2 separate regions of the Homo sapiens genome follow, and region 1 is linked to region 2. Evidence: chromatin loops called from intact Hi-C (ENCODE). Cell type or tissue: ascending aorta. All regions are shown on one strand. Each heading gives the region's core, and the rest is flanking DNA. Links, peaks and the distances in the headings are about the cores only. Region 1 has its middle 16 kb from the start of MIR4535. Region 2 overlaps TAFA5 (TAFA chemokine like family member 5).

Region 1 (15,165 bases), core at 2,850-10,849, 47 kb after region 2:
TATTTTATATATATACACACACAGACACATAAAATAGAATACTATTAAGCCTTAAAAGAGAAGTGTTCTGTATTTTGTGACAACATGGATTGATCTGGAAGACATTAGGCTAAATGAAAAAAGCCAGGCACAGAAGGACAAATACCACATTTTCTCACTTATTTTTTATTTTTTTATTTTTTTGAGGCAGAGTCTCGCTCTGTCACCCAGGCTGGAGTGCAGTGGTGCAATCTCAGCTCACTGCAAGCTCCGCCTCCTGGGTTCACGCCATTCTTCTGCCTCAGCCTCCCAAGTAGCTGGGACTACAGGTGTCCGCCACCACGCCTGGCTAATTTTTTGTATTTTTAGTAGAGATGGGGTTTCACCACGTTAGCCAGGATGGTCTTGATCTCCTGTCCTTGTGATCTGTCCACCTTGGCCTCCCAAAGTGCTGTGATTACAGGCGTGAGCCACCACTCCCAGCCACATTTTCTCACTTATAAGTGGAATCTAAAACAATCCATTCCACTTAAAAGTGGAATCAAAAAGTGGCCTTTATAGGCCACTTTACAAAATAAAATAGGCAATAATCACATACGTATTTTTGCAAGCATAAACACTCAGTAAACTAAGGACAGACACATGGCCATAACAGTTATAAGAAGATGAGCTGGCCGGGTATGGTGGCTCATGCCTGTCATTCCAGCACTTTGGGAGGCCGAGGAGGGTGGATCACAAAGTCAGGAGTTCAAGACCAGCTTGGCCAACATGGCAAAACCTGTCTCTACTAAAAATACAAAAAAATTAGCCGGGCGTGGTGGCGGGTGCCTGTAGTCCCAACTACTCGGGAGGCTGAGGCAGGACAATGGTGTGAACCCAGGAAGTGGAGCTTGCAGTGAGCCAAGATTGCACCACTGCACTCCAGCCTGGGAGACAGAGCAAGACTCCCCTTCAAAAATAAAGAAAGAAAAGATGAGCTGTGTCTGTGATGGAAACAGGACAGGTGGCTCACACCTGCCATCCAGCCACTCGGGAAGCTGAGGCAGGAGGATCCATTGAGCTAGGATCACGCCACTGCACTCCAGCCTGAGTGACAGAGTGAAACCTCATCTTTAAAAAAAAGGAAAGAAAAGAAACTGGTGGAAAAGGGAAATGTATAAACACATACCACAATGGCTGGTAATTGTTAGCACCCAGCTCACTAACTGCAGTCATCTGAGATACTGCAAGGAACAACCTAAGTATTTTGAGAAGTTCTGTCAAAAACCGTGACGGGTCACCATGATGGTGACCAAAGAGCCGAGATCCCAAGAAATTTCATTTTTCATACATGCGGATGTACAAAAAAGACATCTCTCCATTTACTGAGGAAGTTTCAAAGTTTGTACGTACGTGGGCAATACTTATAGAAAATGTCAATATTATGATAATGTGCTTTTGTAGAGTCAAATTTGCAAAAAAAAAAAAGGCATAAAATAATTAGAACTGTAAAGTCTCAGCACAATTTACACCTCCAGTATTGGAAATGATGCGGAAATGATAAAATTCATAGCACAGGAAATTGTAAGAAAAAAAATCTGACCACTTAAAATAGTAAAAACAAACTAAATAAGTTAAAATAAAACTAAAAACAAAATTTGACGTATGAAACGTATATTACAGGGATGGATTACAGGCAATTGCACGAAGGTGTCCATAAGAGCTGGCCCTTGTTCACGACCATTAACTATATTTTGGAGTCTTGCATGATAAATGAAAAGCTGCTTTTTTTCCCTCTCAGGATATGACTCTCTCTGCCAAGAAAGTTCACATTCTTTTTTTTTTTTTTATTCTGAGACAGAGTCTCATTCTGTCCACCAGGTTGGAATGCAGTGACTTGATCTTGGCTCACTGCAACCTCCACCTCTCGGGTTCAAGCGATTCTTCTCCTGACTCAGCCTCCCGAGTAGCTGGGATTACAGGCGCCACCACCACACCTGACTAATTTTTGTATTTTTAGTAGAGACGGGGTTTCACCATGTTTGGCCAGGCTGGTCTTGAACTCCTGAGCTCAAGCGATCCACCCGCCTCGGCCTCCCACAGTGTTGAGATCACAGGCATGAGCCACTGTGCCCGGCCTACGTTAATTTTCTATATGGTATTGCTGCTCCTCTTTTGAAATTGTTCTGTGACCTGATAAACAGTGACTTGAGTGTTCCCTATTAAATTTTCCCAACTTTCGTTTAGAGATTTTGATCTTTTGGGATTTCAACATTCAAGATTATGGAGTTTGGGATTGCATCTTTTGGGAATTATGATCCAAACCTGTTATAACAAATGCACAGTGTCATATGCTCCCCCATGACAGCATCATGCAGAATAGTTTCACTGCCCTAAGAGTCCTTGCTGTTTCATTGTCCAGCCCTCCTCCCTCCCCTTCCAATCTCTGGTGACCGCTGGTCTTTTTACTATCTCTATAGTTTTGCCTTTTCTCACATGCTTGAAAATATTGTTATCACAGAGTGTGAGTAGCCATTTTTGGACTGACTTTTTTCACATGAAAAATATGCACTCAAGGTGCAAGCATTGGTGATTCCTTCCTCTCTCTGCATGGCTTGGTAGCTCATCTCTGTCACTAATTATGTTCCGTTGTGTGAAAGGACCGTCATTTGTTTATCTAGTTACCTTTTGAATGACATTTTGGTTGCTTTCAGTTTTTGGAGATTATGGATAAAATGGCTATAAATATTTGCATGTAGGTTTTTGTGTAGACATAAGTATTCAAATCAGTTGGATAAATATGTGGGAGTGTGATTGGTGGATCATATGGTGAGACTATATTTAACTTCCCAAGAAACTGTCAAGCTCTCTTCCTGAATGGCTGTGCCATTTTGCTAGTGCTCCAGCAATGGACCAGAGGTCGCCTGGCTCTGCCTTCTTGCCTGCATTGGGTGTTGTCAGGGTTTCAGCTGTGAACCATTCTAATAGGTGTGCAGTGGGATCACATTACTGTTTAAATTGGCAATATCTTAATGACCACTGATCCTGAGGATTCCTTTGTGTGCTTATTTGCCCTCTGTATATATTCTTCCGTGAGGCATGTCTTCAGTTCTTTGGCCCACTTTTTAACTGGGTTGTTCCCTTATTGTTGAATTTCAAGAATTCTTTGTATATTTTGGTACAAGCTCTTTACCAGAGATGTGTTTTGCAAATGTTTCCTCCCAGCGTGCAGCTTGTCTTCAGCATCCTCCCAGCATCGTTCACAGAGCAGAGGTTTCATCTGAATAAAGTCTAAGGCTTTTTTGCCTTCAAGGTCTGTGTTTTCAGTGTCATATCTAAAAACTCATCACCAAGCACAAAGCCATCTTGATTTCCTCCTGTTTCTTTCTAGAAGCTTTGCGATGTTTTTCATTTTACCTGCAGGTTAGATTTTTGAGAGGTATCGTAAACAAGAGGTGGACCGTGTGGAGAGTGGAGTGAGGTAGGTTTGAGGAGCTTTTGGGGCCTCTGATTATTTTGTGTGAAAATATTTAACCCAAGAATAACGCAGTCAATGGAATGACCCATTCCTAGGCCTTGATAATAGGTCCTGGCCGGATGAATTTCTGGGAGGAAACACACCCATGTAACGGCTGAATGGGAGTGACCATTTCCAGCCCCCAATGGCTCGTCTTCCTCCTTCCCAGATGGCACCTCCCATGTAGGTCAGCAGTGTCCTGATCTCGAACGCCTAGTTTAGTTCTGCCTCCTCCTAAATGTTGTTTACGTGCAATTATAAAGCAGCTTCTCTTTCATGTCTGTCTCCTGCTCAACGCTATGTGAAGTTCATCTGTGTGTGTAAGGAACAGCTCTAATCGTGTTCCTTACAAGGTAACATTTCATGGCATACTGAAGTTTTCATTCATTCTGTTGAGATTGTGTTGAAATCAGTGCTGCTATGCATGATCCTGGATGAATTCTTTGTTTGTTTGTTTGTTTGTTTGTTTGTTTGTTTGTTTTGAGACGAAGTCTCGTTCTGTCGCCCAGGCTGGAGTGCAGTGGCGCAATCTCAGCTCACTGCAAGCTCCGCCTCCTGGGTTCACGCCATTCTCCTGCCTCAGCCTCCTGAGTAGCTGGGACTACAGGCATCCGCCACCTCGCCTGGCTAATTTTTTGTATTTTTAGTAGAAATGGGGTTTCACCGTGTTAGCCAGGATGGTCTCGATCTCCTGACCTCATGATCCGCCCACCTTGGCCTCCCAAAGTGCTGGGATTACAGGCGTGATGGATGAATTCTTTTGTCATCACTTCATGCATTTCTTTTGCATCTGTTTCTAGGAGTTCGATTGCCGGGCTGCGTGCTCTGCACAAAGCTTTGGTGGACAGGACGTTTCCTAGGGCTGCAGTAATGAATCACCCGACGGATTAAAACAACAGAAATCGATTCTCTCTGTTTTGGAAGGCAGATGTCCTGAATCAAGTTGTCAGCAGGGCCAAGCACCCTCTGAAGCCTCCAGGGTGGGAACACTCCTTGCCTCTTCCAACTTCTCGCGGCCCCCAGCATTCCTTGGCTGGTGGGAGCATCGCTTCGCCTCTGCCTCTGGTCATCTCCCCTCTATGTGTTCTGTGTCTTTACACAGTGCCTTCCATGTGTGTCTGCATCTGTGTCTCCCAGTGTCCCCTCCCAATCTTAAAATGCTGCTGTCGTACTCGCTTTGAGCCTGCAGTGATCCTGTACACACCCAGTGCCCGTGTAAATAGAATCATTTAACATTTTCATTATTTCTCATTTTTTTGCTGGTAGGTAGTAATAGAATTATTCACATTGAACATAGATTTACTTAATAGTTCCTCTAGTTTATCTACAGATTCTTTTTCATATTCCACATATATAATAATGTTTATAGTGAAAAAATAAAATGTTACTTATCCTTTCTAATCGCATATGTAAAATACACATTTATACTCACACACAGGGGGTACAGCTGCCCTGGCTGGGGAGCTCCAGGGCAACATTGAACAGAATGCAGAGAGGGGGTGTCCTTGTCTCTTTGAAGATACATATTGATGTATTTCTCTTCAAATTTATTGTCTTTCCTCTAGTTTTTTATTTGTCCATTCTGATTTTTTTTCTTTTTTTCCCATTTTTGGCTTCTTTTTGATTAATTAATAATTGTATTTCCTATTTCTCTCCTATCAGTCTCAATTTTACATCTTTAAGTATTCTTTTAGTTACCCCAGAGATTAAAAATTACCTTTGCTACATTTCGTGTCTACATTTATTTCTTTTACCATTTCCAAGTTAGTGCAAGGATTTTAAAACACTTCTTCGATATTTACTCTCTTCCTTCACCCTTTCTGATAGTCTTGTTAAATTTACCAAAAATTTAACCCAGCTACACATTATTACTATTATTTTGAAAAAAAATGACGTTTATTTAGATAGACTCATATATTCTCACTTCCCTGTGCAGTGTTCCTCCCATATCACCGTGCGTCTAGCAATACCTGGATGGCTTCTTACAGGATGCCTCTGCTTGCAGTGAATCCATCTTCTCAGTTTTTATCAAAAATTTTTTTTCGCTTTTATTACAGATATTTTACTATGGAGTTCCAAGTTGGCAATTTTCTCTCAGCATTCTAAAGACACCGTTCTACTGTCTTCCATCTTTTTATCGTTTTTTGTTTCCTTTTAAAGTAAGCTGTGTTTCCCTGTTGATTCCTTATAGTGTGTGTGCGTGTGTGTGCGCGTGTGCGTGCGTGTGTGTCCGTGTGCGTGTGTGCGTGGGCGTGAGTGTGCGCGTGTATGTGCGTGTGTGCGCGTGTGTCCTTGTGTGCGTGTGCGCGTGCGTGGGTGCGTGCCTGCGTGTGCGCGTGCGTGTGCGTGTGTGCGTGTGCGTGCGTGTGTGTGCGTGCATGTCTGGGCGTGTATGTGCGTGTGTGCGTGTGTGTGTGCGTGCGTGTGCGTGTGCGCATGCACTTTTTACATTTCTAGCTGCTCTTAGAATTTTTTGCTTTGTCTTCTCAGTCCTTGGGGGAGCTTTTCACATTTGCTTTGCTTGGAATCTGCAGACATGTTTGAATCTATAACTTGATTCCAAAGTTTCCACACTTCTAAAAAAATGAACTGGCCTTTCTTTTTTTCCAAGACTGCTTCTGTGCCCGTTATTCTCTGCCCTTGTATGGGTGCAATTACACATTCACCGTCACCCCACGTATCTCCCCCATTCTTTCCTGCCTTTCTATCCTTTTACCTGCCGTGTGTTCATCTAGACAGGCTCTACTGCCTTCTCTCCCATTTCAATGTTCTCTCTTCTGCTCTACGTCATCTGCTGCTAAGCCCATAGAGTGAATATTTAATTTTAATTATTTCACTTTAAAATTTTGCAGTTTCCGTTTGACAATTTTGGTTCATTTCCAGTTCTCTCAGAAAGTTTTCATTTTTCAGCTATTTTCTGGTCTGTATTATTAGTAGTTATTTTAACTAAGATATTGAAAGACTCCAAACTCTGAATCACTCCTAAGTCAGTTTTTGTTTTGCTCGTAGTTTCTGCTCATTTGGTCCTGTCTCCGAGAATGCCTGGTAATTATTTTATTGACAGTTGAACATGTTGCATGAGAGACTTCAGAGGCTTCCTTGAGGACCCTCTTCCTGGGAAAGGATGGAATCCACGCCCACCCAGCACGGGAGTCAGATAGGAGCAGATACCTTGGAGGCAACTGCAGGACTGACCCATTTCTTCCCTATGCCCAGTCTTGGGGCTCAGCCTCACCAGAGCTCTGCTAGCGGCCTGGTTTGTTTGCGGGGGCCCCCCTCTGTAAGGTGCAGGAACTCTAGTCTTCTTTTCCTTAGCCTTGCAGGGCAGCTGACACCGCCACTCAACTTTCCAGCCTCCTTCACTGTTGACTCCGTTTGCTTTCTTAGCCTTGAATCCAGGTGCATCTAAGTTCGAGATCAGGACCCTTGAGGGGATGCTGTGTGTGGAATGCCAGGCCTACTTCCTCCAGTTCTTACTTCGCTGGGATTTTTATTTTATTTATGTTTATTTATTTTCAACTTTTATTTTAGATTCAGGGGCTACATGTGCAGGTTTATTATCTGGGTATACTGTGTGATGCTGAGGTTAGGGATGAATGATCCTGTCACACACTTACTGAGCACAGTATGCAACAGTTCGCTTTTCAACCCCTGCCCCTTCCTCCTTCTACCAAAAAGCAACATGCATCTGCATGAACACTGCAGCAGTATTCCTGGCATTTTTAAAACCCCAACCCTGGCATCCTGAGAGCCCTGAGTTCCAACTTTCTCGTCCCAGCCCAGGGAGACTCTGGCAAGGCCTTGGGCTGCACTCTCTCATCTTCCTGCCCTTGTGGGTGGGACAGAAGCTGCCCCAAGGAGAAAAAGCAGTGGCCAGTGTCGGGGAGGGGCTGCCTCCCAAGCTGTGCCCATTTCTGGGAAGGTTCTGGATTGGCTCTGGGGAGGTTCTGGGCAGGCTCTTAACTTCTCAGATCCTGGCTGCCTGGGCTGCTCTCTGATGTCTTCAAGCTGTGTTTTGTTTTTTTTTCTTTTTGAAATTTCATCAAGCTATCACAGTTGTTCTTGGCAGGACGGTGAGTCTGACATAAGCTGCCTCAACATAGACAGATGTGTGAGCTCAGGTTTCTGAATTGTGTGTCTCTTGTTCATGGTATCCCCAGCTCCTAGAACAGTGCCTGCAAATAGCAGGAACTCTGCAAATATTTCTTTAGGAACGGGTCTGTGGGTGGATGAATTTGAGGCCATGATACCACGACCAGGCCAGGAGTTGAAACGCCGAACACAGGAGGCCTGCTTTGTGAGCAGAAGCTGATTTTTTTTCCTCCCACCTGTGGGATGTGAGCGACCATGACACAACAGGTGGAGACGCCAAGCAAGTAATTAAAAACTTTTCTCAGGAGCTCGGGAGAGAGCTCTGAGCTGTCCTTAGTTGAGTGGGGGTTGGAAAAGCCTATGCCAGAAATATGCCACATCCCCCTAATTGCGTGGAATCCAGAGCCCCTCCGTCCCGGTGCACCTGGACAATGGAGTGTGAACGTCCATCTGCCTTCTCTTCATGCCTGGAGAGGGCCATGCCAGAGACACAGGGTGGGTGTTGCGTGGGAGTGACTCAAGCTGATTCATCCTGCTGGGGAGGGAGCTGGAGTGGAGCCTCCCATGAGATCTGGACCCTGAAACTAAGGCCATGTGAATTCACTCACTGCAATGAGGGCTGTGAGCAGGGCTATTGCCTTGTTCATTTGTTGCAAAGACTCCCCCAGAAACTTACTCTCATGGAAACATACTTGGATAGAGAAATGCATTCCTCAGAATGATGCAACCGCACCTGAGAACAAAGCCTCAACAGGGGACAAGCCTGCGGCAGACAGGGTGAAGCTCTCCCATTCCACGGGGGCCTTCTCGTTTCTTGGTTGTTACTGTCAGGAACCACCTGGGTCTCTGAATGGTGCCTCCCAGCCCAGCGGCCTCAGAATCACCTGGGCTCTTACAAATAAATACAAACACCTGGTCTGCATTCCAGGCGCAGGGGATCAGGGCCTTGGAGTTGGAGCAGGGACGGGAGTGGACTGAGCGTCTATGGGATGAGAGCTTTGGAGGAGACAGGGGTGCTCAGGTCAATCGGCTGATGGAGTTTGCATGCCTTGGGAATTGCACGTTACATCAAGGTATCTTATTTATTTTATCTATTTTTATTATCTATTTTATTTATTTACCTGTTTATTTTAATGGTTGCTCCCTCCCTCCCTTCCTTGGAGTCTCACTCTGTCACCCAGGCTAGAGTGCAGTGGCACGATCTCGGCTGACAGCAAACTCCTCCTCCCAGGTTCAAGCGATTCTCCTGCTTCAGCCTCCCGAGTAGCTGGGACTACAGGCGCATGCCACCACGCCCGGCTAATTTTTGTATTTTTAGTAGAGACTGGGTTGTGCCATGTTGGCCATGCTGGTCTTGAACTCCTGACCTCAGGTGATCCATCCATCTCGGCCTCCCAAAGTGCTGGGATTACAGGCATGAGCCACTGCACCTGGCCTAATGGTTGCTCTTTCTTTCATGTTGGCCCCAGTTCCCGAGCCCTGGCACTGAGGGGCTGCTGGCTCTAGGACACTCTTAACAGTGAGCCAAGAGGAGCACAGCTGCCTGGCAGGCACGGGCGGTTGTGTGTTCCGGACTCACCTGCATGGTGTGCTGAGGCCTTGCAGTAGGAGTTCAGAGAGCTTCATAGGGAGCAGATGCTTTACACTTCCAGTGGGTTGGTTCCTTCAAGGACGGCACTCTCACACAGCCATGTGCTCCTCCCAGGATGAGACACACTTGGGCACTTCTCTGTTATCTGGAGAAAAGTTTGGTCCAGCAGTGTCTATAAAAAAATACCACAGGCTGGACAGTTTCAACAACAGGAATTGATTACCTCATAGTTCCAGGTTCTGAGATCGAGGTGTTGGCAGGGCGGGGTCCTCCTGCAGCGGTGAGGGGACATCTGTGCCAGGCCTCTCTCCAGCTTCTGGGGTTTGCTGGTGATCTCTGAGGCCCCTTGCCTGTAGAAGCATCACCCCCATCTCTGTCTCCATCTTCACGCGGCCTTTCCCGTATGGGTACATCTGTATGTGCTCAAATGTCCCCTTTGTGTGAGGACACCACTCACATTGAATTAGCGCCACCCTCCTCTGGGATCTTAACCAGTTACATCTGCAAGTACTCTACTTCCGAATAAAGACCACATTCTTACCTCATAGGTGCTTTTTCACATTTGTTCTGCTTGGAATCTGCAGAGACTCTTGAATCTATAACTTGATTCCAAAGTTTCCACACTTCCAGAACAATTAATTGGCCTTTATTTTTGTTCCAGTGTTGCTTCTGTGTCACTGTGGTGGTTCCGAATGTGGCCCCTGTTCTGAGGTTCTAGGGGCTAGGAGTTTCATGTGATTTTTGGGAGGGGACGTAACTCAACCCACCAATTTGGAATCAGAGTGAGACCCCAGCAGGAGTTACCTAGTCCCAGCAGGCATGAGAGGGACGCTCTGCTTCTGTGGGGCCCCGGGGCTGAAGGGGAGGCCCCAAAGCCAGCGCGCCCCAGAGCTGCCTAACGTTGGGGTTCATCCCATGAGGAGCGGGTCTGATGCCCCGGGAGCTGCCTAACGTTGGGGTTCATCCCATGAGGGGCAGGTCTGACGTCATGCAAGGGAGGACCATGTATTCTCCAAGGAGGGCCTCAATAAGGCAACGGTGCACCCCCGTCCAAGGGTCAAGGCCTTCCCCTCTTGGACACCAGACCCCAGGAAGTCAGCCTGTAGGACGATCGTGGATCTTAAAGGGAGGGAGGGAGCTCTCCCTGAAGGAGCTTCGGGGCCAGGATGCAGGCCTCGGGGGCCAGGGACCCTGTGTGGGGCTGCATCCCGAGGGGGCAGGTCCATGAGTGGGACGTGGAGTTGGAGACAGAGCTTGTCCACATGGAGGCACAAGTCCATGTGCAGGGTTGACGGGGGTCAGGACTCCTGGAAACAGGGCTGATGTGGCCAGAATGAACCTGGGACCCCATGCTCAGCTGTTTCTCCTGCTACTCCGCGTAATTTCATGCCCGGTGACTTTGTCTCTTGGCTGCACTCCCGTCTCTGTGGGGCAGCTCCTCCGTGGAGCATCTGTGTTTGTCAAATGTCACAGGCGCTGATCGCTGGGGTCAGGGAGGTGACAGTGCAACAGGCTTGGCTGCCAGTGTGAGAACCGACCTAGAGGTGCCTGGGCATGGATCACAGGCCGGCGTTGAAAGCAGCGCTGTGATTGGTCCCCATGATGGTGCCCACAAGACACCTGTGTTGTGATTTGTTGAGGGAGATTGGGCGGCACAGTCTGTGCTCTGTGCCATTATCAGGGTTGATAGCCCTGGTACCTGCAATCCCACCCATGCTGTTGGAGACCGACGTTGTTTAACAAAACCGTGCAGTAGGAACTGTGTGCACATCCTAAGTGGATGACCATGAGTCACCACCGTTCCTCTCATGCGTAGAATACACGGGTCCGGGGCCCCAGGCGTGGCTAGGATTCCCACTTGTGATCCTGCTCAGTGGTCTGCTTGGGTGATTTTGCTTTCTGTTCCCACAAATACATGCTTGGCAGGTTGGAGGTCCTGTTTCTAAGAATAAACAGTTCCGCACATATCCCAATCGACTTTCACCCGTGTCTTTAGGCGCCCTGCTCCCAGGGCCCAGCAGGCAAGGATAAGAGTTTGGCTCATGGCAGGGGTGGCTGACCCTGCTCCTGGAGGAGGTGGGTGCTGGAGACCCTGGCCTCCGGGAAGAACAGGCTGGGCGCGGTCTTAGCCTCTCCGGGCTGCTATAACAAGATAACACAAACTGGGGGCTTGTAAACAACAGAAAGTTGCTTCTGGAAGTTCTGCAGGCTGGGAAGTTCAGGTCAAGGTGCTGGCCAGGGCTCATTCCTCAGAGACGGTGCCGCCTCCCTGTGTCCTCATATGTTAGGGGGGACTGCAGCTCTCTGGGGTCTCATGTGTTAGGGCACTAATCTCTTGGCCTCATCACCTCTCAAAGGCCCCATCTCCAAATACCATCCTACTGGGGATTAGGTGACAAGGGAAGAGTTTTGAGGGGTCACAAACATTCCATTTGTAGCAGGGTCCCAGGTCACCCACCCGAGTCTGTCTGACTCCTTCCTCCCTTCCAGTTTTGATGCCACATGGGGAGCTGCCCCAGACCCGTCAATTGCAACAGGAGACCCTGAGAAGCCCTGTGGGTGGAGGGTGCACGCCCAGGGACTCCCGTGGGGAGGGAGACCCTTCTTTCCTGCAGCAGCCGGGAGCGGCGGTGGTGACGGCTCCCAGCCGAGCTGCTCTTTGGGAATTGCCCTCCTGGGAAGAGATGGTTGCCACATCCAGGGGTGTGCCCTCTCCCAGGGCAGCCCACGCATCCAGTGGCTGGTTGATCTGGGTAACGGCCATACCTTCGTGCCTCAGGGTGGGCCAGCTCTGCCGGGGATGCAGTTCCAGCACTCCCTGTGGGACTCACAGCTTCCCTGGCTCCTGAATCACAGCTGAGTGCCCCCCTCAGCCCAGGCCTCCCTCCTGTGCTTCCCCACAGGCAAGACCCCAAAGGCAAGCCCCACAAACTCCTCGAATGCAAATCTGTCTCCTGGGGAACCCACCTGAGGCAGGCAGGCTCAGGACGCTCCTGGTGTCTGGTGCTGAGCAACGGGGTGTTCCCATCTCCCCTGCACCTTCACTTTGCAGACCCCTCAGAGTTCCAACCCAGGTGGAGCGAGGTGAGCCGTGTGGCCACGGCACCTGCCTAGAACTGGCATGACAGAGATGCCTCATGGTGGTCAGTGCCAGCAGACACAGGTGGCTGGAGGACGGCGTCTTGGCTGAACAGGGAGGGTGGGGTGCCCAGCCTCAGAAGGGTGAGAGGAGCCCCTCTGGCAGAGAACCCCTGAGCCCAGGCATGGAGGTGAAGGAGGCTCCACGTGGCACTGGCCCCACTCAGGGGAGTGGGCTGGGGCCGTCCCATCCTAGCGCCCATTTTGAGGAGGGTCTCAGTTGGGGCTGAGGGTTCCAGACCAGGACATGCAAATAGAGCAAGAAGCAAAGGAAGCGGGAACAGTGCAGGGAAGGAGCGGGGAGGGTGGTGTGGGTCTGGGTGTCCTTCAGCCGGGTCATGGGATGGAGCCGGAACGTCCCTCCACAGCAGAGTTGGGCCAGGGACTGAGGAGGGGGCCAGGACCTGAGGCACAGTCTCCTGGAGCAGTGGACCCTGACACGCATGTGCATGCCTCATATCATCCCCACCACACACATGCATACAAGCCCATGTGCACACACATATGCACACACACACACAGTTATGTAACCCCATGTGACACCACATGCCCCAACTCCACACCCACACTCATACACACCACACTTCCACACATCACACAGACACACATACATACACACATGCACACAGGCACACAGGCATGTAGCCCCATGCGACACCACAGCCCCCAACTCCACGCCCATATCACCAACACATATACATACCACGCTTCCACATATCACACTTGAAAGCCACAGACACACACACATACATACATGCACACATGCACATAATGCATGTAGCTCCACGTGACACCATACCCCCAACTCTACCCCATGTCACAAACACACATACACACCACGCTTCCACACATCACATAAACCACACAGACACACATGTATACACACAGGCACACACGCACGTAGCCCCACGCTACACCCTACCCCTGTGAAAGGAAAATACATCTTGGGCCCCCCCAAATCACTAAGCTAAAGGGAAAAGTCAAGCTGAGAACTGCTCAGGGCAAAGCTGCCTCCCATTCTATGTAAAGTCACCGCCTGCTCCTATCTGATTGCTTCCTTTGGAGAGGCTCACCAGAAACTCAAAATAATGCAACCGATTGTCTCTCACTTACCTGTGGCCTAGGACCCCCTCCCTGCTTCCAGTTGTCCCGCCTTCACCTCGAGTTGTCCCACCTTTCCAGGCTGAACCAATGTTCATCTTGCATATGGTGATTGATGGCTCATATCTCCCTAAAATGCATAAAACCAAACTGTGCTCTGAGCACCCTGGGCACCAGGACCTCCTGAGTCTGTGTCGAGGGTATGCGTCCTCAACCTTGGCAAAATAAACTTTCTACATTAACTGAGACCTGTCTTAGATTTTCAGGGTTCATACTCCCCAACTCTAACCCTGCATTACACACACACACAGAGACACACACAACACAATTCCACATGTCGCACTCACAAACCACACAGACAGACCGGCATACATCACACATACCAAGCACACACCACACAAAAACCACAAACCAGTCATCACACATCACTCACCACACACCACTCCACATACAACTTGTCACACCCCACACACCCCACACAGTCACCACACATACCACACTACACACACACACACACACACACACACAAACCCTATAATGGTTCATGCTGAAGCAGAGGCCTCCCCCAGAGCACAGAACTGGGCTCACCCCTCCATGTCAGGCCCCACTGCGGAAAGCTGTGGCAGTGTGGAGAGGGGCCCATCTCTAGGGTGGACACCTGGGCTTGCGGCCTTGGCCATCACTGGGCTGCTCTGGGCCTTGGTTTACTCTCTGGTTGAAGGATGGCACTAGGGGATTTGGGGTTTCATCAGCAGAGCCCTTGATTGTCCCTCCCTCCCCCATCGGGCAGTCACTGCGTGCTCCCTCTGTGCCCACACGCGTCACGTTTCGAGGCAGCCTCCATAATCACGATGATTACCTGAGCTCCTCTCATTCTCACCGCAGCCGGCCTTGCAGGGGAGGAGGATGGAGGAGCCCAGTGATGGGTCTGCCTGACTTGCTCGTCTGTGGCTGCCCCACCCCGTCCCATGCCAGAGCCTGGACTCAGGTCTGCCTGACTTGCCCACGGCAGCCATGCCACCCTGCCCCACGCCGGGACCCTCTGTGGGGCTTCAGGACTGCAGGTGCCTGTGGGAGAGCGAGGCTGCAGGCTCCCGACGGCCACTCGAGCTCAGCGGTCATGGTCCCCTCATGCTCTGCTCCTAGACGGGGTCTCTGTTCTCCTGGCTGGAGACAGGAAGCTGGTGCTGAGTGCCACTGCCTGGGGAGACGCCCTCCCTCCCTGAGCCTGCAGTCACCCCCTCAGCTCACTGGCCTTCATCAATCATTCTGTATTTGCTCCCTGAAACATTCATGTTGAGAGGAAGTGAATGTAATGGCACTTTAAGGAGAAGTCCCATTGAAGGAAGCCATGGGATCGTGGATAAGGGAGGGGTGGCTTGGGGATCCGCCAGCCCCTGACAGTCTGGGCTGCAGCAGGACTTCCACCCATCGCTGCTTTCAGCCTCACGGGGATAGTGGCTGCAGAGACCCCCTTTATCACAGTTGTGGATGTGTGTGGGTGGCGGGGACACAGCTTCCTCGTTCCCTTTATCCTGGCTGTGCGTGGTCAAGAAGTAGGCAGCTGAGTCCCCGGCTCCCTCCAGGCATCCAAAGGCTGGTGGAGTTCTCTAAGCAGGGCCTGAGCTGTGGGGCCCGGGCCGTGCTTCAGGGCTTTCTTTCCTTCTGTGGATCAGGGATGCAGAAAGCACCTTGAAACTGCTGAGGTGCTGCCCGAGAAGGGACAGGTGGACCCTTGGGATCAGAGGGTCTCCTTTAAACAAATCCT
Region 2 (15,165 bases), core at 3,270-11,269:
CGAAGGTGGAGCCGTCCTCACCCCTGGGTCCCTCCCTGCAAAGCTGGAACCGTCCTCACCGCTGGGTCCCATCTGGGCACCTTGGGAGTCACCCGGCATGTTCCCCAGCACCTCCTGCGTCGGGCGTGGAGGGGAAGGTGGCGGGACTCTAGGCATTTTCTGCATGTGAACTTCAGAGAGAGTCCTCAAGTCCCTGAGTCCACAGGTCAGCCCCTCAGCAGCTCTTTTGGACTGAACGGCATCCCCCAAATCTATACATTTAAGCACTGACCCCCAGTCTGAATGTATTTGGAGATAGGGCCTTAAAGGAGAGAAGCTTAAGTGGGATCCTTGGGGTCCAGGGTCCTGATTCAAGAGAACCCTGTCTTTCTAAGAAGAGGAGGTGAGGACACAGACACACACAGGGCTGAGCCTGTGCAGACTCAGAGATGCCATCTGCACGCCGAGGAGAGGGGCCTCAGAAGCCAGCCTTGCCGCACCTGTGGATCCCAGACGTCCAGCCTCCTGGGCTGCAGACAGCGAATGTCCTTTGTTCAAGCCATCCAGTCTGGGGTACCTGGTTACAGCAGCTCCAGCAATAACACGGCAGCCTTCTGGATGAACGCTTGTAGAAGCTGATGAGGAAGGTCGCTGTGGCTTTTCTTCTTTATTCTGAGTTATACTCTGCAATAGAAAAAGTGCCCTGCATTCTCTCTTAGGCTGAACTCTTGAAATTAAACAGTTTTTTGTTAAGAACCCCATGGTTGGGGGTAAACACTGTTCCTATCCCGTGTTACAGACGGGGAAACTGGGGCTCCCAGAGGCTCCAGCTGGGAGGCTGTGGGAGGTCGGGGCACCTGCCAGGCTCTGGAGGGGTCTGGCTGCACCGGCTCCCCTGCCCAACCCCACAGGCCCCCTCATCCTTCACCAGGCACAGCCCTGCCCCACCCCACAGGCCCCTCATCCTTCACCAGGCACAGCCCTGCCCCACCCCACAGGCCCCTCATCCTTCACCAGGCACAGGTGCACGGGGCCCCTGCCAGGTTCGGGAAAAGAACTGACCCCCACGAGGATGGTCCTGGTGTTGAGAAACCTGCTTCACAGCGGAGGACACAGACAGCAGAGTCAAGCACAGTTTTAGTCAGAGCCCACATTAACACAGCAAGAGCCCAGCCAGAGCAGGTGGGGCAGGAGACGGGTGGAGCGGGTGGTGCTGTGTGGCGGAGCTGGCGGCGCAGTGGAGCGGGCGTTGTGGTGGACCCGGTGGCGTGGCAGACCAGGCGACGTGGTGGACCCGGCCGCATGGTGGACCAGGCAACGTGGTAGACTGGGCAGCGTGATGGACCAGGCGACATGGTGGACCGGGCCGCATGGTGGACCAGGCAACGTGGTAGACCGGGCCGCATGGTGGACCAGGCAACGTGGTAGACCGGGCAGTGTGATGGACCAGGCGACGTGGTGGGCCGGGTGGTGTGGTGAAGCCGGCAGCACAGTGGAGCAGGCATTATGGTGGACTGGGCAGCATGGTGTATTAGAAGAGGAGAGATGGCCTGGGGTGCTCAGCGGGGCTGAGTCCCCAGCTGGGAGCTCAGGTGCGATGAAGCCCAAGGGACTGACGGTGTGAGGAGGGCCCTCTGCTGCCTCCATGCAGCCCACACGCGGGGCCCCCACAGTGCGGACATGTTGGGGCAATGCTGCCTGGCCCCGCCCTCAGCCCAGCCCTGGGACGCAGGCTCAGCAGCCCCCGGATTCCAGTCAACATCCCCAGGACTCACTCGGGTCAGGCACAGTGTCCAAGCTGTGTGAGTCTCCGGGAGCCGCTGGAACAAAATGCCACACACCCGGTGGCTTCAAACCATGAAACCCGTTCTCACTGTTCTGGGTCCAGACGTCTGTGGTCACAGTGTCTGCTGGGCCGTGCTCCCGCAGGAGGCAGCAGCAGAGGGTCCTCCCTGCCTCCTCCTGCCATTCTTCCGGTTCGGGGGTCCAGACGTCTGTGGTCACGGTGTCTGCTGGGCCGTGCTCCCTTGGGAGGCTCCAGCAGAGGGTCCTCCCTGCCTCTTGCAGCCGCTGTGGCTGCGTGGCTCCCGCCTCTGTCTCTGTCTGCATGGGGCCTGCTGCTCTGTGTGTTTGCCCTGAGTCCAGATTTCCTTCTCCCTGTAAGGGAGTGGTATCCACCCTAATCTGATACGACCCCATTCTAACTCGATCACATCTGCTAGAACCTGCTGCCAAGTAAGACCCCATGCACAGGTATGGGGTCAGGATCTTCATGTCTGTTACTGTAGAACACAGTTCAGCCTCAACAGAGGACTAAGTCTAGTACAGCACAGTCTTCATTCCTGAGCTCATGGAGGAGGGGGAGGGCTGCCAGGTGCGTCCTCATTCCGGCGTACCACGGCCAGGAGCGGACTGTGGGGGAGCTGGGCCCCGCCGTGGGCAGCCGAGGCGCTGACGTCTCTGATGTCCAATCTGCCAGCCCAGCTGTGTTGGGGGAGCTCCTCTACCCTGAGGGAAAGAACCCTGCCTGCATTCGTCTTTGCCGCCCTCCTGAGTCAGGTGCCTTGTTTATGGCAGATGGATAAATGTTTGACAGATAAACAGATGATCCGTCCGCACATTCCTCAGCCGATGCCCCCACCTGCCCTACAGCAGCCGAGTGTTGCTTGGTGGCCTGGGGCACTGTGTCTGGCTTCAGTGATCACACCAGTCGTGATGAGTTTGGGGGATTTTACTTGTTAATTTTTCTGCGTAGTTTCAGTCCTAGGGCTGGGTTTGCCGTCGGGGAAGCTCCGAGTTGCGCCTGCCAAGGCTGTTCTGTCGAGATGGAGTCATCCCTGAACCCTGCACTTGTGCAGCCCCACGGCACGGGGGTGGCCTCGTTCCCAGAATGTGTGTCTTCGGCCGTGAGGAAGGGGCTGGCCCTAAGGACGATGCTGGCTCCATGATGGCCCTTAGTCCCTGACATTTCTTGGTGGGATCAAGGAGACCGAGGGGAGCTCTGGGCCCTGTGCGTTGAGCATCGCTCTGTAGAGGGTGGCTGACTCAGGCTCCAAGGTGGGGGCCACAGACTGTGGTTCTCTGGTGACCCCAGATGAGGGCCACCCTTGGGCAGCTTCACCTCCTGAAAAGGAGATGTTTTTGGAGTCTCGTGAGATGAAGGCTGGAGCGGTGTGGCGAGCAGGGAAGGCCTGGAGGCATCGATACCTGGTGGCCCTCCCCAGGCCATGACCCGTGTGGTTCGTGGGATTGGAGCCGGGTCCCAGTCAAGTTGTAGAGCCCCCACTGATTCCCTCAGCCCTGCAGCCTTGGGGAAATGGGCTTTGCAGGGCACTCGGCAAAGTCGCTCTGCAGACACAGCCTCCTCGTTAGAGAGCGGTGCTAAACCTGTGTGCTCTTCCGGCGACACGGTCCTAACTTGGGTGGTTTCTTACATTTCCAGAGCACCTTTACGAACATCTTTTTCTCTGTGCTTCCGCAGCCCTGGGAGGCAGGGGGCGGGTTCCTTTTTTTCTTTTCTTTATTTTTTTTGAGACAGAGTTTTCACTCTTGTTGCCCAGGCTGGAGTGCAGTGGCACGATCTCGGCTCACTGCAACCTCTGCCTACCAGGTTCAAGCGATTCTCCTGCCTCAGCCTCCCGAGTAGCTGAGATTACAGACATGCACCACCATGGCCTGCTTTTGTACTTTTAGTAGAGACGGGGTTTCACCGTGTTAGTCAGGATGGTCTCGAACTCCTGACCTCAGGTGATCCACCTGCCTTGGCCTCCCAAAGTGCTGGGATTACGGGCGTGAGCCACTGCGCCCGGCAGGAGTGGGTTCTGTCTCATCCCTGGGACCATTAGCCTGTGAGGGTGTCTCAGCAGCCCTGAGCCCTGAACCCGAGTCTGCTACCCAGTCCTGGCTCTTTGGTGGAGCAGGCTCATTGCACAGGGCACAGCTTTGTCATCGGCAGCTGGCCTGTCCAGGGTTCACCCTGAGCATTGGCACACACGGCTTTGTCGGCGGCGGCTGGCCTGTCCGGGGTTCACCCTGAGCATTGGCACACAACAGCTTTGTCGTCGGCGGCTGGCCTGTCCAGGGTTCACCCTGAGCATGGGCACACAACGGCTTTGTCGTCGGCGGCTGGCCTGCCCGGGGTTCACCCTGAGCATGGGCACACACGGCTTTGTCGTCGGCGGCTGGCCTGCCCGGGGTTCACCCTGAGCATGGGCACACACGGCTTTGTCGTTGGCGGCTGGCCTGTCCGGGGTTCACCCTGAGCATGGGCACACACGGCTTTGTCGTCGGCAGCTGGCCTGTCCGGGGTTCACCCTGAGCACACACATGACATAGTGTTCAATGGCTCAGCCCTGTATTTTGGCGTTACAGGAGTTACCTGAGGTCCTAGAATTCACTCCGTCTTCAGTCTCAGCTGATGACTGTTCATCTGGGGCAGCAGCGGTGCCTCCTGTCAGATGCCTCTTCTGTCCACTGTGGTCCACGTGGGTACTTGGAGGGGGCCCGGGAGGTGTCAGCACCGGCCCAAAGATTTCATATAAACCGTGGCTCTTCTGCCCCTGGTCCCACAGGCTGGAGCTTGGTGTCAGGCACCTCTCCTGGCAGCACCACGGGAAGGAAGGTCCTGAGAGGCCTCGCTTCACCACACACGCGTCAGAGGAGGGCGGGCCGGTGAGCTGAGCTCCTGCGTGAGAGCGGGAGCTGCCACCTGTGAGACCCGCAGGGGCACACTGTCCCGGGGAGAGAGGTGTGTGAGCTGCACACACAGGATGCAGCCTCCAGGAGACAGCGATGGGCTGGGGTCCTTGTGTCCCTCACTGGGGCACATTCAGCGTCCATTCAAGGAAAGGGCGTGTGTCCCCAGGATCCGCCTGGGCTGAGTAGCTTGGTCGCCTCCGGCCCCTGTCCTTGTGGTTTCTGGCTGGCACTGGGCCTGGCCCTTCTCGGTGTTGTCTTTCTGCTCTCAGTGAAGTCGTCCAGGGCATTCTGGGCTTTCAGGCTGGCCTCCACCCCGTGCCGTTCAGGAAGCACCCCACTCGTCAGGCAGGCAGACACCCCAGTCACCCGTCACTCTCATTTTCAACATAAGAGACATTGACATCAGCTGGACATGGTGGCACGTGCCTGTGGTCCCAGTTGCTCAGGAGGCTGAGGTGGGAGGATGGCTTGAGCCCAGGAGTTCAAGGCTGCAGTGAGCTGCAATCGCACCACTGCACTCCAGCCTGGGTGACAAGGCCAGACCCCGTCTTGTTAAAGAAAAAAAAGAGAGATGCTCACGTGGTGCTGGCTCTATTAGATCTCTTCAAGCCATAGCACTAACTCAGGAAGTGGGTGTGTGTTTACACATGGAGAAACTGAGGCACAGGGGGACGCTCAGAGAGTAAGTGGATGTTCAGATAGTAATTGCTGCTGCAGCATTCGGACCCGGGAGGTGTGCCCCGCCCTGGGAAGAGGGGTTCTAGCTTGGCCTCCTACCAGGTGGCAGCCTAGTCCAGCCTTGTTACAGGACAGAAGCCGGAGGGGCCTCGTCACCTGTCATCAGGGTGGATTGGGATGGCAGCCTGCTTCCTCAGCAGAGGGTCAGCCTGCTCCGCACCCCTGGGGCCTGGTGCCTGCTGAGCTCCCCGTCCCACCCCGGCAGCCATCCTCAGGCAGCTCACCAGCCTGATGGGTACCGGACCCCCATGTCCTCAGGAGGCTGGTGGCCAGCACCTCCCTTCCAGTAGGACCCTCGCCCATACCCTACAGAGTGGGCTCAACGCCCTGGAGCCCAGGAAGGAGTGGTTCACAGGCTAGGAGGGCGGAGGGCAGGGGAGTGGACACCATGAGCCAACAGGACTGGAGGCCACCATGGTGTCACCATTCCCGCCCGGCCCTGCCCTGCCCTAATGCACTTTGCTGCTCAGCCTAAGAACTAAGGGGCCCTGGGACTGGAGAAGGTTCCCTGTGAAGATGACCTGCTGCAGCTCAGGACGCCTGCTGGGATTGCTAGAATGAATGCCCTGTAGCCTGAGTCCCTGATGTTCTGCATGGTGATTTGAACAGCAGCAACCAACCACAGCCGCTCCAGCCCTTCTCGTGGACCTGGCCTTGGGGTGCAGGAAGCGTTGGGGCCTTGGTTGTGACCTGGCTCTGCACCTTCAGGGAGCAGCCCCAGGAAAGAAGCCAAAGGCTTCCTGAACATGGCTGGGATTCGGTATGTATTTCCAGAGTGGCCTCCCTGATTCCACTTGGGTTTTTCCCAAGATACAGTGTCCCTCGTCCCAGGGGTCCGTGGAGGTGGCACCATGGTCTTCACGCTGTCTTGCTGCTTTCTTCTTACTGTTTACTGGAACCTTTAGTATGGGCTCCATTCAGGACAGCGTGTTCTGGCCAGGCACAGTGGCTCATGCCTGTAATCCCAGCACTTTGAGAGGCCAAGGTGAGCGGATCACCTGAGGTCAGGAGTTTGAGACCAGCCCAGCCAACATGGTGAAAGTCCATCTCTACTAAAAATATAAAAATTAGCCCGGCATGGAGGCGCATGCCTGTAGTCCCAGCTTCTCAGGAGGCTGAGGCAGGAGGATCACTTGAACGGGGGAGGCAGAGGTTGCGGTGAGCCGAGATCGCACCACTGTACTTCAGCCTGGGTAGCAGAGCAAGACTCTGTCTAAAAAAAAAAAAAAAAAAAAAGAATAGCGTGTTCCTTCATACAGCAGGCTCCTCCTGACCTTAACGTCAGATGGAAACTTCTAGTGAGGAAGAGAAAGTATCATTTACCTGGATGAATGGAGCTGGGAGGTTTGGTTCTGTTGTTTGTGTCTGAGCACAGGGTAAACCTCTTATGTAAGCTGAACACGCGCTCCACAGGCTCAGGACCACGCCCTCCGGTCACTCCTGATGGAAAGGCTTGTGTGGGCCAAGCATCAGGTGCCCGCAGGTGAAGCAGGCAGCTAGGGACCACACCGTTCATGCCAGCTTGTTGGGCATCCACAGCCCGGTGTGATGGCAAGCTCACTCTGGGGCCAATTCTGAGCCCTCTGGGGACTGGGTTCTGGAACAACGGCTGCAGACTGCAGGACACAGGCCTTGGCCTTGGACTGTGGATGACCGAGCGCCCGTGGACCCAGCAGAGGGGAGCTCAGAGCCAGCTTCCTTTCCAGGCCCCAGGGGTGCAGTGAGGAGACACACCAGCTGTGACCCAGGCCACAAGTGTCCACAGGCAGAGAGGGCTGGCTGGGCCACAGGCAGAACGGCCGTGGTGGCAGCTCCAGGAAGCCAGGTTGGGAAGGCGTCTGAGGCTCCCTGTCTCAAAGGTGTGCCATGGGGCTGTTCTGTCCCCGGGGCAGGTCCCCTCACCCCTGAGCCTCAGGTCCTGTTGAGTGTGGGTTCTAATCCCACAGCCCCGTTGGGTAGACGAGGCTATGACAAGGTGACGGCAAGGTCGTTCCCAGAGCAGTGACTGGCGCCCAGGAGCTCAGGAACCGCAGCTGGCCAGGGTGCTGGAGATGACCCCTGGCCCTGACGGAACCTGGGATTTGGGGAGGCCCTGCAGTTGCGAGACCCTCATCATCACCGCCCCTGGCTGAGTAAGGAATTTAACACAAGGCAGATGAGGCCTAACCCAGGTGGGCAGGTGCCTGGAGGTGCCCGCCCAGGAGACAGCATCAGGGTGGGCTCAGAACTTTCAGCAGGGCCAGGGTCCCATGATGAGTTTCCTGGCCAAGGTCGGTTCAAGGGCAGATTCTCAGGGCTGCCTGGGGCCCAGGGAAAGGGTGAGTGTCAGGGGGAAGCTGAGCCCCAGGGCCTCTGCCTCCTGTTGAAGAGAATACTCCCGGGGCCAGATGGGACAGGGTCTGTGTCGACATGGGGACCGTGTGAGGATGGAGGCAGAGATCAGGACGATGCGTCTCCCGGGCAAGGAGCACTGAGGATTGCTTGGAGCACCAGAAACCCCTAGGGGGCCTGGAGTGGACCCTCCCTCAGATCCTCCAGCAGGAACAGGCCCTGTCCACACCTTGAGTCTGGGCAAGAAGAACTAACTGCTCTTTCAGATCCCCATCCCCCAGTATGTGGTCATTTGATTGGGCAGCCACGGGAATGGCACACAGACCTGTAGAGGCCCGGCGTGGATGGCCAGGGGAGGGTGGCTCCGTGGTGGGGGTGCGGCCAGGTCCCCCAGCCTGCAGCGACCATTCTGGGTGAGCTCTGCAGTCTGTGGCCTCAGAGGCCCAGGAAGCTGGGAGGGGTTTGAATTGGATACAGGGAATAGGGAGCCACAGATGGTTCTTGAGCTGTGGAGTGGCAAAGTGATATGGCTGCATAGAGGAAGGAAGCCGGCAAGTGGGGTGGGAAGGCCTCTGGCCGAGGCTGACAGCCCCTCCAGGTCGTGCACAGAGGGCGCCCCACTCTCCCGAGACACAAGGAAGGGTGGGGATTTGGGGGCACTGTCTGGTGGCCTGGATGTCCCTCACAGCACTGAGGATGAGCTCTTCGTTTCAGGCCCTCCAGGAGGCCGGCTGGCAGGAGCCGGGGAGGGAAGAGGAGCCTGTGTTCCCTGTGGCCCTGGGCAGCGTCTGCAGGAGGCTCACCCTCTCTCTCTCTTTGCTCCTCAGGTCTCCTGACAAACACAGCCCCTGAGGGGCCCCGGGAGTGGCCTTGGCTCCCTGGAGAGCCCACGTCTCAGCCACAGTTCTCCACTCGCCTCGGACTTCACCCGTTCTCTGCCGCCCGCCCACTCCGTTTCCCTGTGGTCCGTGAAGGACGGCCTCAGGCCTTGGCATCCTGAGCTTCGGTCTGTCCAGCCGACCCGAGGAGGCCGGACTCAGACACATAGGCGGGGGGCGGCACCTGGCATCAGCAATACGCAGTCTGTGGGAGCCCGGCCGCGCCCAGCCCCCGCCGACCGTGGCGTTGGCCCTGCTGTCCTCAGAGGAGGAGGAGGAGGAGGCAGCTCCGGCAGCCACAGAAGGCTGCAGCCCAGCCCGCCTGAGACACGACGCCTGCCCCAGGGGACTGTCAGGCACAGAAGCGGCCTCCTCCCGTGCCCCAGACTGTCCGAATTGCTTTTATTTTCTTATACTTTCAGTATACTCCATAGACCAAAGAGCAAAATCTATCTGAACCTGGACGCACCCTCACTGTCAGGGTCCCTGGGGTCGCTTGTGCGGGCGGGAGGGCAATGGTGGCAGAGACATGCTGGTGGCCCCGGCGGAGCGGAGAGGGCGGCCGTGGTGGAGGCCTCCACCCCAGGAGCACCCCGCGCACCCTCGGAGGACGGGCTTCGGCTGCGCGGAGGCCGTGGCACACCTGCGGGAGGCAGCGACGGCCCCCACGCAGACGCCGGGAACGCAGGCCGCTTTATTCCTCTGTACTTAGATCAACTTGACCGTACTAAAATCCCTTTCTGTTTTAACCAGTTAAACATGCCTCTTCTACAGCTCCATTTTTGATAGTTGGATAATCCAGTATCTGCCAAGAGCATGTTGGGTCTCCCGTGACTGCTGCCTCATCGATACCCCATTTAGCTCCAGAAAGCAAAGAAAACTCGAGTAACACTTGTTTGAAAGAGATCATTAAATGTATTTTGCAAAGCCTAAAGTTATATATTTAACAGTTTTTATATGTTGTATATTTGTAGAAAATCCTATTTAACAATTAACGTGGCAGTCCCGGCCGTCCTGAGAGTCGGGCCGAGCCCCGTGTGTTTCTGAAGACTCTGGGGGTGGGACACGGCGGGGAGGTGGTGCCCCGCGGACCCCGGGGTGCCAGGCACGGAAGGCGGGACTCTGGGAGAAGCGTGCGGAGGACCGTGGCGTCGGCGTCCCGGATGTGTCGGTCGTGCCCGGGGAGGCCGGGTTCCCCTCGCTGCGGGCCAGGCTTGGCTCCTGATTCCCTCTCTGGTCCCTGTATTGGTCAACACTTGAGCGTACAATATCTTGAACATGCTTCTTCCAATGGGTTTTGTTTCCCATTTCCTGCCCCTTTCGCCACTCACGGACCTTGAGGCCAGTTGACGGCCCTTCTCCCCACGCCTGTGTCCCCGCGTTCTGAGAAGTCCTCTGTCTTCGTGTCACTAGGTCCAGAAAGTCGCGCCGGGCAGAGGCGCAGGCGGGGCCGGCAGGGCCGAGGAATAAGCGACAATTCTGGTTTTTCTCCCCTGGCCGTCGTTCGCCAGCCTCCTTCATTTTCCTGAGTTCCCGCTGAAGTATATACTACCTATGAGTCCAATTAACATGAGTATTATGCTAGTTCTATCCTACTAAAAAAAACGTAAAAAAATAACTATATAGAAGCTGTTCCAGCAACCATAGACTGAAGATACGAAAGAAAATCCATTTATTTAAGACCTGTTCCGGTATCCATGAGGACATAATTTACCTTTCAGTCACCACAAATTTATAGGCATTTGTATCCTGGACTAAAAGAAGGGGCTGAGGTTGGGTTTGTCATCACAGAGGGGGTGGGCCTGGAAAGGGTCCTTCCCAAGCTGCCCCGGCTCCGGCGGCCCGGGCCGGCAGCCTCTGCCAGCCAGCGTCCTCACGGCCTCCCCCTCGCCTGTTTCTTTTGAAAGCAAGTGTAGACACCTTCGAGGGCAGAGATCGGGAGATTTAAGATGTTACAGCATATTTTTTTTTCTTGTTTTACAGTATTCAATTTTGTGTTGATTCAGCTAAATTATGAAAAATAAAGAAAAACTCCTTTGATAAGCATGGCTTTTGTTCCCTGGGCGTGGTGTCCTGGGAGAGGGGCTGTGGCTGGTGAGGCTGGTGGGGATGACAGGTTGGGGCCAGCACAGGGACCCCCAGGGTCAGAGCAGACAGTGCCTGCAGCCCTCACGGCATAGCCGGTGCCGCCTGTGAGCCCCTGGGTTCTTCTGCACCCACAAGGATGGCCTCTGAAGCCCAGCCCCAGACGAGTGGGCAGTGCCTGGCTGCAGCCCTCTGGGGGGCTGTCATCCCTGCCTGAATATCGCTGCCCCACACAGACACTGCGCCCTGAGTCCCTCCACGGATCTGACGTGCGGCCGCCTGAGTGTGGCAGGCATCGGCTCTCCTTCATTCCTCCCCTGGCCGGTGGGGAAGCCCAGGCTGTCAGTAGGGAGGCTGGCCCCAGGTTCTCGTGAGCTGGCCCCACACAGGTGCCATACACAGAGCTCCCCAAGGAGGCCCAGGTCTGAAGCACCCCCTTTGCAGAGACATCCACTTAGAGCAGGTTGGAGCCCAGAGCCTCCTTGCTGCCCACACCTGAGGCCACCTGGGTGGGACCACCAGGTACCCCCCAGCTGCTCTTCCATAGGGCATCTCGGACTGGGCAGCTGGGCTGGGGGGCTGCGCCACGGGCTGCCTGGCCGTCTGTGCTTCCTTCCAAGGAGACGTCACTGGTCTTTGGAGCCATCAAGGTGGACAGACAAGGCCTCAGCTTTTCCCATAAGGGGCTGGGTTTCTCCTGGGAGGGAGGGCAGGAGGCGGAGCTACAGTGGCTGCAGGAGCACCTGGGCTGGCCTCTTCCCCATCGGGTGCCCTGGTGCCTGGGCTGGAGGGTCCTCCGTTCCCTCCCACAGAGGAGAGGCACGGCATGAAGTATGTATTCTGTGGCTTTGTGGTCAGCACAGTGAGACAGGATGGGGCAGCCTGGCCAGGAGAGGGGCCTCCAGCCCGTTCCTGTATCACAGTGAGAGCTGGGAGGAGAGGCGTCAGTGTGCTGGGAGGAAAGCAGCCCCCACCATTGATACCTGAGGAGCAGCCCCATACCCAGAGGCTGAGCAGAAGGGCCTGAACCCTGGCCTGTCCTCCTGCTATGAGCCCCATGCGGGCTCCTGGGGGTGTTCCTCCCAGGAAGCTCCCTGCTGCCTGGGTCAGGAGGCACCGGGAACCTCAGCGCTGGCTGCCCAAGCTCCCTCTGCTCCCCATGCACTGAGGGAAGGAGGTCGCTGCCTCGCCTAACTCAGGCTGCTGGGAGCAGTACCTGCCCCGTCCAAGGAGAGAACCGGTTCCGTCCCCAAGGTGAAGGGTCCGGGGAGAGCCCTTTGCAGGTGTGGATGTCCACAGATGGGCCCCATCCATTAGTGTTCTAGGGGTGGTCACAGCCTCCTGTGCGCCTGAGAGCCGCCTTCCCAGGGCCCTGGGCCAGCTGAGCCACCAGTGGAGTCTGCAAATGAGACACTCAGAGATAGTCCTCAGCCTCCCAGGACCCTCTGCCCAGGGCCCCCACTGGCCACCCTGTGCAGCCCCAGCAGGACAACAAGAGCAGGCAGAGGCCACACCCCAAGGGCACGACCTTGGTTAGGGGCAGTCCTGGCCACTGCTACCTAAGGGGCAGGGCCAAGTGTCTCCATCCTCTCTGTCCCAGGCAGTAGAGCAGTGTCACGAAGGCCTGGCTGGAAGCCACACTGCGCGGCGTTCCACACAACGGCCTGAGGCCGGCCATGCTTCCTCTCCGAGCCTCAGTTTCCCCATTGATAGAATAAAGAGAACCTCGCCAAGCTCACGAGGAGTCAGGAGGTGGAGGGTGACCAGCACTCGAGGCAAAGGTGCTCGTGGTCCTGATCGAAGCCTTGCACTTCCTTCCCAGGCCCCGTGTCACCCTTGAGGGGTGACCCTGGGCACTGGTGCTCGCCCGCCACTCCCACATCATGGAACCTGTCCCAGCTCCCCGTTCAGTGCTGGCCTTCAGAGATGCTGTCTGGGCCAAGCTCTGTCTCTCCCTCTTAGTGAGGTCTGTGACCTGGGACACATCGCTTCTCTGAGCCTCAGCTGCTAGATCACAAAGTGGAGACCCCGCAAGCCTCTGCCCTCCTGAGGCCCTGGGGCCAGGGTAGGCACCTCCTATGTGGGTCTTCCTTCTGCCGTCCCTGTCTCAGCCGTGAGGTGCCCCTCCAGACTGGCCAGTTCAGACTGTGGATGGGATCCACTTCCCAGGGGCATGGATCCACATGGGGGCACGTGTGGGTAAGAACAGGGCAGGAGGCAGTGGGCTGGCATGGGTAGGGATGACCCAGCAGCAGCAGGGAGCAGGCCGAAGGGCCCTGTCGGAGAGCGAGTGTGTGCGTGTGAATGTGTGTGTGCCTGTGGTGTGTTTGTGTGGTTTATGTGCATGTGCAGTGTGTGTGCATATGGGTGTGTATGTGTGTACACATGTGTGCATGTGTGTACACGTGTGTGCATGTACGGATGTGTGTGCACGTGTGTGCATGTGTGTACACGTGTGTGCATGTGCGGATGTGCATATGTGTGTGCACGTGTGTGCATATGTGTGTGCATGTGTGTGCGCACGTGTGTGTGTGCGCGCATCTGTGTGCTTATTTTCACCAGCACCCTCATGTACTGAGCACTTTCTGAGTCAAGGGTCCAGGGAGGAACCCTGAAGGATTCCTGAGTTTAAGGAGCCCTCAGGAATGGGGAGTGGTCCCCAAGGTCAAGGAACCCCCAAGGTCAAGCAGCCCTCAAGGTCATGCCCAGAGCGCCTGTCGGAAGGCAGCTGAGGCAGGCTGTCCTGGGACCGTTGGAGCCCACCCAGTGTCCCCAGGTCCTGCACTGCCCCTGTCCCCCCTTGGGTTCTGCACTGCCCGTGTTCCCCCCGCCCGGGTCCTGCACTGCCCACATCCCCCCTCAGGTCCTCCTTCACTTCCTGAGGTCCCCCCCAGGGTCCTGTACTGCCCATGTCCCCACCCCAGGGTCCTGCACTGCCCGCATCCCCACTCAGGTCCTCCTTCTCTGCCCGAGGTCCCCCCAGGGTCCTTCACTGCCCGAGGTCCCCCCAGGGTCCCACACTGCCCATGTTCCCCACCCCAGGGTCCTGCATTGCCTGCGTCCTCCCCTGCCTAGTGTTTTAGATGCCACAGTGACCCGTGGCCTTGGCATCCAGGGCATGACCACTCTGCTGTTCTGGTCCTGAGCTGAAGTCAGCTTGAGATGTCAGTGCCCCCACAGAATGTAAGGAAACAAAATCCCAGAGACCCTGGCACACCTCTCAGCAGGCGGAAGTGGGGCCTCTGTTCTTGCTCCCGGGCAGGGAAACACTAGGCAGAAACTGGGCAGAGGCCTCCAGCAGCCCCCAGCCCCAGCCTAGACTCTCCCCTGGGAGCCTGAAAGAGGCCCATGGGCCACTGCCCTGCTGCCTTAGAGGGCCCAGGCGAGCCTGTCCCAGGAGAAGCCACACTGGGCTGGAGGAGGGTCCAGGGGAGGTGTCCCATGTGTGAGTCTTGCCGGGATGAGGAATGGGGCTGGGTGGGCACCAGGCTGATCAGGGGGAGCCAGGATTTCAGGGCAGCAGGGACAGCAAGGACAGCAGCCTTCCCTGCACCCTGGGTGCCAGCGCCCTCATTTGAGCATCTGTCCCAGCCGCTGTTTCCACCAGCATCTGTCCCAACCGCCCAGGGCTGCCTCCCTGTCCCCCCGCTCCTGGGAGGCTGCGTGCCCCGTGGAGATGGGGGACAGGGATGTGGGAGCGTGGCCAGGCCTGGCACCTCCTGCACAGCCTGGGTCTGGCCCACTGCAGATGCTGCCTGCATTGGTGGCCTCTCCGGGTTATCAGTGAGCTCTGGGCAAGGTGGGCACTCCGAGCCCTGGGCCTGCTTCCAGAAGTCTAGGTCCTTCGGTGTCTCAGCCACCCCAGGCCTCAGGTGCAGCCTCTGACCAGGCAGCACGGGCCTTGCCGGAACACCGCATCCCCTACTCCAGCAGGTCCCTAGCTTGAGGGGGTCACCCCTTCCGCAGCACTGCTCTGCTCAGCCCTCACACTGGGGGACCTCTTAGTTCCCAAGGGCTGTCCTCTGCTCCTTCCGCGCACTGGCCTGTCTTGCGCTGTGGCCGCGTTTGCCTTCTCCATTGGGCTGTTGGCTTCCTTAGAGGACATCCTGCATCTTAAATACCGTATTTCTTCCCTCTGCGCCCAGAGTCATAGAATTACTCTGAAATAATAGCCACATTTATTTTCTCCTTTTACGAATGTCACCTCATTTGTTCCTCCTGCCAATGCTGCAGGGAGGGGATTAGTGTCTTTCTCGGGTGGGTGGTGAGGTGGCCAGGCCGGCACCACGTGGGTCAGCGTGGGATGCGGCCCCTCCTCCTCCGTGGACACTCACTCAGAGGGCTTCCTTCTGGGGTGAAGGGAGGGGGAACCTGGTTCCTGCAGGCCAGTGCCACTCAGTCCTGTCTCGAAGCGGGAAGACAAAGGCTGAGGAAGGAGCATCTGATCCCACCCATG

The links. A loop is a pair of places that touch in the nucleus more often than their neighbours do. Peaks named below come from ENCODE experiments on the same cell type or tissue, not always from the same donor. Only the 100,000 strongest peaks of a DNase experiment are listed, where the experiment ranks them.
Region 1: a loop joins it to region 2, with 2.3 times the contacts of the local background. A loop is called at or near these places in 4 of 110 quality-filtered maps.

The regions. Positions count from the first base shown.
Region 1 is chr22:48,788,392-48,803,556 of GRCh38, forward strand. No RefSeq gene overlaps it. Among named protein-coding and RNA genes, the nearest start is that of MIR4535, 16 kb to the left of the region's middle. RefSeq lists an enhancer at 7,672-8,593. In ascending aorta, for the core only: no CTCF peak of the experiment used is centred there; no DNase peak of the experiment used is centred there.
Region 2 is chr22:48,741,266-48,756,430 of GRCh38, forward strand. It overlaps TAFA5 (TAFA chemokine like family member 5), which reads left to right. Exons shown (of 4, transcript NM_001082967.3): 4 at 8,574-10,667. The coding sequence ends at 8,582. Among named protein-coding and RNA genes, the nearest start is that of MIR4535, 31 kb to the right of the region's middle. In ascending aorta, for the core only: no CTCF peak of the experiment used is centred there; a DNase peak (open chromatin) is centred at 7,126.